Regions from separate parts of the Homo sapiens genome. Here region 2 is linked to region 1. The links are chromatin loops, found by intact Hi-C in ENCODE. Cell type or tissue: heart right ventricle. All regions are shown on one strand. Each heading gives the region's core, and the rest is flanking DNA. Links, peaks and the distances in the headings are about the cores only. Region 1 overlaps MICOS10-NBL1 (MICOS10-NBL1 readthrough). Region 2 overlaps CAPZB (capping actin protein of muscle Z-line subunit beta).

Evidence for each region. Hi-C counts contacts between places; a loop is a spot of excess contacts. Peaks named below come from ENCODE experiments on the same cell type or tissue, not always from the same donor. Only the 100,000 strongest peaks of a DNase experiment are listed, where the experiment ranks them.
Region 2: a loop joins it to region 1, with 5 times the contacts of the local background. A loop is called at or near these places in 92 of 110 quality-filtered maps.

What each region holds. Positions count from the first base shown.
Region 1 is chr1:19,651,470-19,656,838 of GRCh38, forward strand. MICOS10-NBL1 (MICOS10-NBL1 readthrough) reads left to right here. Exons shown (of 4, transcript NM_001204089.2): 2 at 3,543-3,731; 3 at 3,855-3,966. The coding sequence starts at 3,562. NBL1 (NBL1, DAN family BMP antagonist) reads left to right here. Exons shown (of 4, transcript NM_005380.8): 2 at 3,543-3,731; 3 at 3,855-3,966. The coding sequence starts at 3,562. Among named protein-coding and RNA genes, the nearest start is that of NBL1, 9.8 kb to the left of the region's middle. RefSeq lists a silencer at 2,424-2,563. In heart right ventricle, for the core only: a CTCF peak has its summit at 2,394 (motif pointing left); DNase peaks (open chromatin) are centred at 627, 992 and 2,402; H3K4me3 peaks cover 21 bases; H3K27ac peaks cover 2,780 bases.
Region 2 is chr1:19,383,481-19,388,849 of GRCh38, forward strand. It overlaps CAPZB (capping actin protein of muscle Z-line subunit beta), which reads right to left. Exons shown (of 9, transcript NM_004930.5): 3 at 2,025-2,146. Among named protein-coding and RNA genes, the nearest start is that of SLC66A1, 74 kb to the left of the region's middle. In heart right ventricle, for the core only: no CTCF peak of the experiment used is centred there; DNase peaks (open chromatin) are centred at 820 and 2,626; H3K27ac peaks cover 2,882 bases.

The DNA of each region.
Region 1 (5,369 bases), core at 1-5,000:
TTCCTGATCTCTGGGCCTGCAACCTCTTCCAAAAAGTCACCATTACCCCATTTCCCAGTAAGCCTCCATTAGCCTCAACCCCAGTCTCAACACTCGGCTTCAGCCTAGTTGTGACCCACAGCCTCGGTTGTGACCTCTCCTAATTCCAACTCCAAGTGCTCACCCCAGCCTCCCTCCCTCCCTCTGTCCCTCCCTCCCTGCCTCCCTCCCTCTTTTCTTTCCTGTCCTTTTTTTCCCTTTCCTTTTTGACAGGTTCTTGCTCTGTCACCCAGTCTGGAGTGCAGGGACGCAATCATGGCTCACTGCAGCCCCAAGCCTGGTCTCAAGCCATCCTCCCGCCTCAGCTTCCCACATAGCTGGACTACAGGTGCACATCACAATGCATAATGTGATAATAAAAAATGTGTTATCACAGTGTGATAATAAAAAAATATTTTATTTTATTTTATTTTATTTTGAGACCAAGTCTCACTTTGCTTCCCAGGCTAGTCTTGGACTCCTGAGTTCAAGTGGTCCTCCCGCTTTGGCCTCCCAAAGTGCTAGAATTACAGGTGTGAGCCACCATGCCTGGCCCAGGCTACTTGCATTACAACCCCAGTCTCAATTCCAAATCCACATCACTTTCTGCCCCAGTCACCTCCCTGGCCCCCTGTGACCTGTTGTTCCTGAGGAAGCAAGATGGGGTCAGATATAGGAGGACAAGAGTCCCTGGACCTCTCCTAAGGGTCTAGGGGGCCAGTCCAGCCCAGGGAGCCCTGGCCTTAAATGGACCTCCAGGACCCTTCAGGTGTGCTGTGGGCAGACCTGACTCAGGAGTGAGGAAGCCGCCTGCATGCCAGGCTTGTTGAAAAATTCACTGGGTTGCCAGTTAGGGAGGAATCCATTCTATTTTGTTAGGATGTGGTTGTACTGGAAACATGGGCTTTGTCAGCAAGACCGGAAATGCGTGGGTGAGGGCCTGGATCGTGACAGGAACTCATTTGGGAGGCGGCGGGGGGGCAGCCTGTCCGACCTCACTTCCAGCTGCCCTTCCTCCCCAGTGGGCTGGGAGTGGGGCTTATCCCGGCATTGGGGTCCCCTGAGATGGAGACCTGCAGGAGAGGGGCAGGAGCTGGGGGAACTTGCTGGATGGGGAGCGGAGTGCTTGGAGGGGTTCACAGCCCTGCAGGAGCCCCACTCAGCCAGCCCACCTCTAGACCCGTGCTCCCCAGACACTTTATAAAGTACTTGGCTCTGGGCTGGGTGCAGTGGCTCACACCTGTAATCCCAGCACCTTGGGAGGCCGAGGTGGGCAGATCACTTGAGGTCAGGAGTTTGAGACCAGCCTGGCCAACCTGGTGAAACCCCATCTCTACTAAAAATACAAAAATCAGCCAGGTGTGGTGGCGAATGCCTGTAATTCCAGCTATTCTGGAGGCTGAGGCAGGAGAATCACTTGAACCCGGGAGGCGGAGGTTGCAGTGAGCCAAGATCATGCCATGACACTCCAGCCTGGGCGACAGAGTGAGACTCTGTCTCAAAAAAATAGATAAGTAAGGCCGGGCGCAGTGGCTCACACCTGTAATCCCAGCACTTTGGGAGGCTGAGGCGGGCGGATCACGAGGTCAGGAGATCGAGACCATCCTGGCTAACACGGTGAAACCCCGTCTCTACTGAAAATACAAAAAATTAGTGGGGCATGGTGGTGGGCGCCTGCAGTCCCAGCTACACGGGAGGCTGAGGCAGGAGAAGGCGTGAACCCAGGAGGCGGAGCTTGCAGTGAGCAGAGATCGTGCCACTGCACTCCAGCCTGGGCAACAGAGCGAGACTCCGTCTCAAAAAAAAAAAAAAAAAAAAAGTACCTGGCTTTGCCATCTCCATGGCCCATGGTAGGATTGTCCTAAATGGGATGCCCAGTCCCAAGCCACCTGACTCCTGGTGCTGGGCTTCTGTGGGGCCACTGGGACCAGGACTTGTCCCCTCTTCCTCCTGATTTAGCCTCATCCAGGCCCCTCTAGGGACTGTCCCAAGGTAAAGAATCCCTGACTGAGCGCATAGCTGCCTAGGAAGCCTGATCAAAACGCAGACTCCTACCCACCCTAGAACTTTTACTCCACAAGTTCCTAGGGAATTCTGATCAAATTTCAGGTTTGGGAACCACTGGCCTGGCTCACTGCACTCATTTTACAGGTGGTGGGGAAACAGGTCTGAGTGTCCCGGTCACCCAGCACACGTGGACCCATGCCCTTTCTCGGCTGTGCCGTCCTCCGAGGGTTTGGGGGCCTCCTTGAAGAAGGCACTGCCCTCATCTCTGAAGCCTCCCTCTCCCGTGCTTTTTGCACTGGGGGGCATGGGTGAAACTTACCTGGGGCGAGTCTCCTGAAAGCGGAATCCTTTGACACAGACTGCCCTGCAGCGCCACCTTTTGGCAGATCCTGGTATTGTTTTAGTATCTCACTCCATCCTATAGCAGGGGAATTTGCAAATGGCCAAGTGCTTAGCTTTGATTGGCTCCCGCTTGACTCACGTGTTAGAATGGGGCTGGGGACAGTGATCTGTGTAGAGCCCTTGTGGATTCGAGTTTCTGGTGAGGCATCTTAGAGAACAATACTGTCTGGTTCAGGGTCAGTTTTTTTGCCTGAGGTCTGGCCAGCCAAGGTGGCCCAGGAATTCACTGCAGGCCAGGTGCGGTGGCTCACGCCTGTAATCCCAGCACTTTGGAATGCTGAAGCAGGAAGATCGCTTGAGCCCCAGGAGTTTGAGACCAGCCTGGGCAACACGGCGAAACCTGGTCTTTACAGAAATTAGCCAGGTGTGGTGGCGGACGCCTGTAGTCCCAGCAACTCGGGAGGCTGAGGTGGGAGGATCACCTGAGCCCAGGGAAGTCGAGGCTTCAGTGAGCCGTGATCATGCCACTGCACTCCAGCGTGGGTGACCGAGTGAGATCTTTTCTCAAAAAACAAAACCAAAAAGAAATCACAGCAACGTGAAGGTTAAGGCTAACTTTTCAAACATCAGAATCCTGACAATGGTTGCAGTAGCTTTCAAGGAGACATGGTGTGTGGCCAGCCCCTCCAGGGCTGTGTGGACAGCTTTTTGTGTATTTTCCTGGGTGACTCACAGCATCAAAGGGAGAAAGGAGGTAGTAATTGTTCAGCACTTGACATGTGCTTGAACACTTCGTAATCGCAATCCTGTGCCAGGCAGTGGCACCATCTCCCCTTTTTAGATGAAGAAACCGAGGCACCGAGATAAAAAGTAACTTGCTCAAGGCAATTTAGGAAGTTGTAAAACCAACCAACACATATGGAATGTGTATTATCTGCTAGGCTCATTTAATATCTCATCTGACCTTCCAGATACCCATCTGATGTAGGTACCACTCCCAGCTCCAATTGTGAGATTCAGAGGGGAGAAATAACTTGTCCAAAGTTGCACTTGGTTAGTAAGTGGGAGAGCTGGGGTTGCGCCAAGGAGTCGGATGCCAGAGTCCATGCTGTAACACCACTACCCGGCCCCCTGCACCTTGCTGTGCCTCACCTGGCACCTGTGCTCCGTTCTAGGGCTCTGGAGGCCACGGGCATGATGCTTCGGGTCCTGGTGGGGGCTGTCCTCCCTGCCATGCTACTGGCTGCCCCACCACCCATCAACAAGCTGGCACTGTTCCCAGATAAGAGTGCCTGGTGCGAAGCCAAGAACATCACCCAGATCGTGGGCCACAGCGGCTGTGAGGCCAAGTCCATCCAGAACAGGTGGGACCCAAGGGGTGGGTGGGGGGATGCGGACAGGGGTCCAAGGAGGGAGGAAGAGGACCAGGGCTGCCCATCCCTGCCTCCCCAACAGTGACACAGGCATGGTGACCTCTCCTCCCACAGGGCGTGCCTAGGACAGTGCTTCAGCTACAGCGTCCCCAACACCTTCCCACAGTCCACAGAGTCCCTGGTTCACTGTGACTCCTGCATGCCAGCCCAGTCCATGTGGGAGATTGTGAGTACTGCCTGCCTGCCCCACCCAGTCTCGGCCCGGAGCCTGCCCCAGCCTTGGCCTTTCTCCCCAGGCTCCTGTATTCCAGCAGATGGCCACAGGGCCTTAGAAAGGCCCCACTGTGTGCAGGGTGAAGGGCTTGTGCTGGGGATACAAATGTGGGCCTCCCCACAGGATGGCTCAGAAGTCTGACACCAACTTGTACAGGACAGGGATGTTCCCGAAGTTCCATTCTGATGTCTCTCATGGGCTGAAGTCCTTTCAGGGGCTTCCTGTTGTTATAGGATGAGACCAAAATCTTTGCCCTGTCCCGAGAACCTGGCATGGCCTGGCTCAGTGGCCTTTCCAGCCTCCTCCTGCTTCCTGCCTTCCTTAGTAGCTTGACGCTTAACACAGCCACCTTCTTTCAGTGCCTCGCACCTGCTCCGTTCGCTTCTACCCCAGGGCCCTTGCACCTGTTCTTTTCCCTGCTTGGAACACCACCTCTGTCCCCTTTCTCTAGTTCACTTCTATTCATTCTTCTGCCCTTGGCCCAAGCAGCGTTTCCTCAGGGCCCCTTTCCAGGCCCCCTGACTGGGGCACACCCTGGTACCGTTGGCTCTCAGAGCACAGTATGCCTCCGCTTCAAGCACCTTTCACACCTGCAGTCTTCCACCTGCATCCGGGTGATTTTGACAGATCTGTTTCCCCCACTAGACTCTGATTTCCTTGAAGGAAATGTGTCTTTGTGTCCCCAGAGCTGGCACAGGGTAGGCGCTCTGTGGAAGGGAGGAAGGAAGAGAGGAAGGGAGGGAGAAGGAAAAAAGGTACTTAGATGGGTGATGATAGGGGCAGAGTAGGAGGTAGATGGGGTTCCTGCAGGGTGAGCCTCAGCTGGGCTGGGCTTTGGGGTGGGGCTCTTTTGAGGAAGTGAAGTCTGAGCTCAGACCCAAAGGCGCAGTTTAGGGCATGTGGTAGTCGGCGGGGATAGGGGGGTGGGTGGGGGGAACCTTCCAGGCAAAGGGAACAGCATGTGCGGAGTCCCTGAGGCAGAGCCCAAGCACAGGATTGGTAAGAGTGGTGCAGGGTCAGGGGTAGGGGGGCCAGCCAGCTGGTGGCACCTGAAGGTCCTGGGTGGCCTTAGTGAGGGGTCAGGGTTTGTCTCCAAGTGCAGGGGGATCGCGGCGGTGGGGGCGATTTTAGCAGGGGCAGGCCACACTGGTGGCTGCTGGTGGGGAATGGGTGGGAAGGTGGCAGGACTGGATGTGAGGAGACAGCTCTGGTGGCTTGTGCAGGGGTTCAATTTCCCCCTCCCCATGGGACCCCAGAGCTAACTGGGCATCACAGGTGGGCTCTGGGATTCTTGATCCCATGAGGAAGTATTACCCTAGGGGCTGCCTTGCCTGCCCCAGACCTTTGGGAACATG
Region 2 (5,369 bases), core at 239-5,238, 270 kb before region 1:
TGATACATGCCTATGGTCTTGTGCAGGGGGCCATGTTCGCATCACTGCACTACAGCCTGGGCGACAGAGCAAGATGCTCCCAAGGACAGCACCTGGACGCCATGCTGTGACCAGCAGTTCCAGGCACAGAATGAGCCCTTCAAGGATGAATTTGATCGGCCTCAGGGCTGTATCACCATCTATATGCTGGGACATCTGCAGCCACATCCCCAGCCTAAACCTCTCTCCTGGAACTCCACATGGTACATCCACAGCCTACCTGGTATCTCCACTTTGATCTAATGGGCCTCTCAAGCTTAAAGTGTCCCTATGCCTGCTCCTCCCCGAGTCCTCCTCACCTCAATCAACAGTGGCTCAGGTCCGAAGCCTTGTAATCACCCTTCACACCCCACCTCCTCTTCTTCCATCCCCACCTACCTGCAGAGGCCGCTGGCTCTACTTTTAAAAGTGACCTCAAATCTCACCACTTCTCACCATTTCAACTCTAGTCTGTGGTCTGAAGGAGGGCAAAATATAATCTCTACCTAATTTCCATTTAAAGCCAGGAAAGGGACATGATTATAAAACTGTTGTCTAGTCTCTTATAAGTCAGTATTAAACTTTTTAAGTATATGACAATGTCTGTGCCATTCAACATTTCACGTGTGTTACTTCTTTTATCCCCCCAATAAATAACCCTGTGCTAACTTTTATTACCCTCAGCCTGGCCTTCAAGACCCTGCCAGACCTGCCCTGGCCATGCCTCCTCCCTCATCTCCGCCCCCACTGCCCTCCCCTCACTGCCTTCTCCACCTCTGGCCTTCTGCCAGCTCCATCCTGGTGAGCTCATCACCCAGGGCCTCAGCACCCAGCAGGCTCTTCCCCAGACCTGGACCTTTTCATCCTCCAGTTCCCACTTGTGGGAGAGCCTTCCCTGCCTGCCCGTCCTCTCCCTCCCTCCCACTGTCCTCTTTATTTTCTTCAGGAAGCATTCTGTTGAGTAAAGAAACACTACTATTTCCGTTTTACAGATGACAAAACTAAAAGACCAGCGACAATAAGTGATTTGTCAAAGTCCCATTGACACAGGGAGCTGTGCTGGTTTGAAGCCCACACTGGCTGACTCCTGATCATTTTTCCTGCTTTGACTTCCCAGAAGCCTTGCCCCATCTCCAAAGAGAGCATCAGGGTGAAGCTTCAAGACAACCCTGGTTCTGTGGTCTCCAAATAAACCTAAAGCAGGCTGTGTTCCTCTACCATTCTCCAAGGCAGTGACTACTGCAATTCATCATGGAAACACTGGGCCAGTTTAAGGATTCCCACTCTTAAAAAATAGAGGTATAACTCCTACATGCCCTTAAAACCCAGCTCAGACATCACCTCCTTCAGGAAGTCCTCCTGGAGTTGACCATGGCCTCTTCTGTGCTACCGTCCCACCCTGAACAGACTTTGCACTGGCTGTATGAATCACATCATACAGTTACCAGTTACCCAATGTGTCTCCTATGCTAGACCTGGTGATCAGACACCCAGGGCAGGGACTAATGTCAACTTAGTTATTTACAGCCTTGGGCGAGGTGACGGAAAGAGAGAGGAGAGTTGTGTATCTGACAGAGCTGCGTTCGTAGATCCCTTACCACAGAGACCCTCCCAGCCCTCAGGATCCCCATCATATGCGCACCCTGTACACTGCCCTCCGCAGGACTGAATGCAATTATAATAGAACAGTTGTTTTTGAACAACATCCCTCTCCCGTTAGACTGGAAGATCCATGAAGGCAGGGGGCCTTTGGTCCGCTGCTCTATCTCTCATGCTTGTGGGTGGCACTCTTCAAACGTCTGCTGCATGATTGGAATAACAGATGGAACGATGAGAAGAATGGGGAGGACAAGAGAAGAAAGGAGAGGAGGGCAGGGAACAAACGGAAGGAAAGCTGAATGGGCTGCCAGCTGCCCAAGTCCAAGGTCCCCGTGCTCTGCAGCAGGTACCTACGGCAGCCCGCGTGTGCCTGCTGTGCCTGCTGCATCCCCGGGGCATGAGCTCACCTATAGGAGTCCCCATCTCTGTTGTAGTCACACAAAAGGTAATCCTTTCCCACCACCTTGTCTCTGGCAATTTTCAGTGGCTGGTCAACAGAAGACAGGAGATCCTCACATAGACTGGGGACCTGGCAGAGAGAAAGGACAAGGTCGAAACAGAGGTTAAAACAGCACACCAAACTCAGGTGGCTAACAATACTGCAGCCATATTGTGGTCAGTACCTTTAACATCTGGCCCTGGGCACTGAGACAAAATTATGGGCCTGTTCTTTTCTTTTCCACATGTGTCTGACACCAACTGTGTCCCTCTATAAAGAAACCCATTCTTGAATTACAGTGGAGCGTGATTTCTAATACAGTCTTCCTTCCAAAAACTGTGTGCAGCTTTAATTACCTGGTCACCAGGGTGGCCTAGTAAATTTAAGTGTGTATGTGCTTGGTATTGGTCTCTGGTGGGCAAAGTACAAGCTGAAGTCCCGAGAAGAAGGTAAACATTTCAAATACACAGGAATCTAAAGAACTCGGAGTAGAAAAACTCGTCCGTGCCGGGAACTCCCACAGGCTCCTATGCTGGGTGGAGTCTCCAGTACTTTCCAGGCCCCTAGCCAAGTGTTACCAGTTGGCTTGTAGAGTCAACTCTATCTGCTGCAAAGAGAGCTTCACCCCGGCTCCCCCACAGCACAGAGCCCCAGTGGGCTCACCTCCGGCTGGCCTGCCAGGGGGCCGCCTCACCAAGAAAGATGACCCCGCGGTCGGGGGCTGGCAGGACTCAAACTCTGGGCCAATGTTGCGACTCTGACACAAGGCTCTGCAAGTAACCAGGCCACTGGCCTCCTCCTCCCAACTCAAACATCAATTTCTACCAAAATATCCCAGAAAGGGATGGCAGCACTTTCAGAAATGGATTCCTTCAGGCCTGAGTCACTTCCACGCTATATTTTCAATGTGCTGACTTATTTGTTTCATGGGCCTGGGTTTATGGGGGCTCCACCATATCGTTTACCAGGAAAGTGCCTGCCAGTTGCACCAATAACCCTTCCCAGTGGAAAAATTCCATCGTATGGCAAAGACACCAGCAGAGCAGCTCAGCAGACGGGCTGACAGCGACAGTGGTTCCTGTGTTCTTCCAGAAGGCCCTTGCCACCATCCAAGAGACAGGCAGGGACAGGGAGTCCCACCACCACAGGGACCACCCAGCCTCCACGGGCTCCTCTGCTGCCCCTCCAGGGTGCTTTAGAACTCAGCTTGGAAAGCAACGCCCAGCACAACTAAAGGACTGTAACCCTGCCTCATAACTCACAGAAATTCTGGCCTTGGTGAGATGATCTGTTTCTTATACAGGGGACAGTACCCAAAGAGATAGACATACACCACCAACCCCTGTGTACAATGTGCTGGGCTTACAGGTGTGAGCCCCCAGGCCTGGCCTGTACCTGTGCTTGTTTTCAGAATTCTTTCTCCATGTGTATCTGCCCTTTCCTAACAAACATAATAAAAATGGGGGCTACTTTCAAAGTTGGTTTTGGTGATAATATCATGCACCTTACCATTTCCATGTGCCTGCCATGCACCACGCACTATGGTAGAGCATATTGTTGACTTGAAAGCTCACACGCATTCTGCAAAGTGGGTATGCAAAGCCCCATTTTACAGATTAGAGTTGAGGCCGGGAGCCATAAAGTTACCCAAGGGCCACACAAGAAGCAAGCAGTGGAGACAGAAAACAAAACCAGGGCCAGATGAGTCCAAAGTCCCTACTCCTCCTACTCTAACTTTGGTTTAATGTCCAGCTAAGGGGAAGGACAGTGCATGCTAAAGGCACCCTCTGGTGGCAAACAGCCCTCTCCTAGCCCCAGCCCTGCTTAGCTGTGGCCACAGAGCCCTTCAACTGGAAGGAAGTCCTGGCTGAGGAAGGAAGGTCTAACAGCTTCCACCCGAGGCCATCTGGGACCTGAAAGAGGCCTTGCTGTGCTGCCACAGCCAATGAAGCCACCTCACCTAACACATCATGCCTGTCCCTAAGCATCTCTGTTTATAATGCTGGGATGCTGCCTTGGCTTATCTGTTGGGCCTCAACTTTTGCCTGGAACCCATTCTCTCTGGTTGGAGTCCTGACACCATCAGCTCAATTTTTCCTCAATTACAGTAGAGACTGAGCAAACAGGGTCTGAAGTTAGACCTCCTGACTCCGCTGCGTACAAGTAGCCTTATGGCCTGGGTAAGTCATTTTACTTCTCTACTAAGACTTGGTTTCCGTACCTGTAAAATGGGGATAATAAAACCAACCCATCTGGGTGCCCATGCCCATGTGATTTTGAGGACCCACATGACACAATGCATTCCGTGTTCAGGGCAGAGCCTGGCACAGGGAAATGCACGTATGTTACTGCCTGACACGTTCAGGTTCCTTTCCCTTCCTTTAGACAATATCATCTGTCACCTGTTACTCTCAGATGGCAACAATAGCCTGGATCATACCTGAATTCACTGTGCTGCTTCAGACACAGGGTACAAACGTACCTGTGAGGATCCGGTGCTTCACCCCAGTTCCACCTGGAGCCAGCTGTTTCCCTTCTCCTGCCAGGCACACTGCTTGCAGCTAAGTCCCCTCAACGTAGGAAAGCTCACAAGAAAATAGGGTTTGGTATAAAAGAGGCTTGACTCTACTCCTATCCAAGAGATTCATCTATGAATCGAAAGCATCTGAGTAATCTCTTCCTAGCACTTAACACCAGGTGGAGTATTTTTTCATTGATCAGTTATCTGTATCCCTCACTAGAATGTAAGTTTTACTGGGGCAAGGACTTCGATCTTACTCACTGCAGGATTCTCAGTGCCTGTGGCTGTGCCTGACACACAGCAAATGCTTAATATATTTGGGAGGAAGGAAAGAAAGGAGGGAAAGAGGGAGGAAAGGAGGAGTTTTACAACACGGAGCCTCCCAAACTCCAATCAACTTTACTTTAAAATTAATAAATTGGCAGGTAATAGGAATCTTTAGCAAAAGCACTTGTCCAGAACTAAATCTGAATGGATGCTGATGACAAGTTTCCTGTGTGGTTCCAACCCAGCACTCTCAGATATGAACCATGGTATGGTGGGAAAGCACTGAACAAAGAGAACCGGAGCTGTCATGAAAGCCCTGGCATTTTTTATTAACATATGACCTCAAGGAGCCACAGCATTGGTGGAAAGAGTGAGAACTAAGAGACCTGGGTTCTAGCCTCTGCTCTGCTGTGAGCTGGCCACGGAACCTTAGGCAAAGCCCAAGACTGTTCATTTGTCAAACACAGTAGATGAGCTGCACGGAGACAGACCACCCTTGAAGATCTGTGATGGGACTTCTGAAAG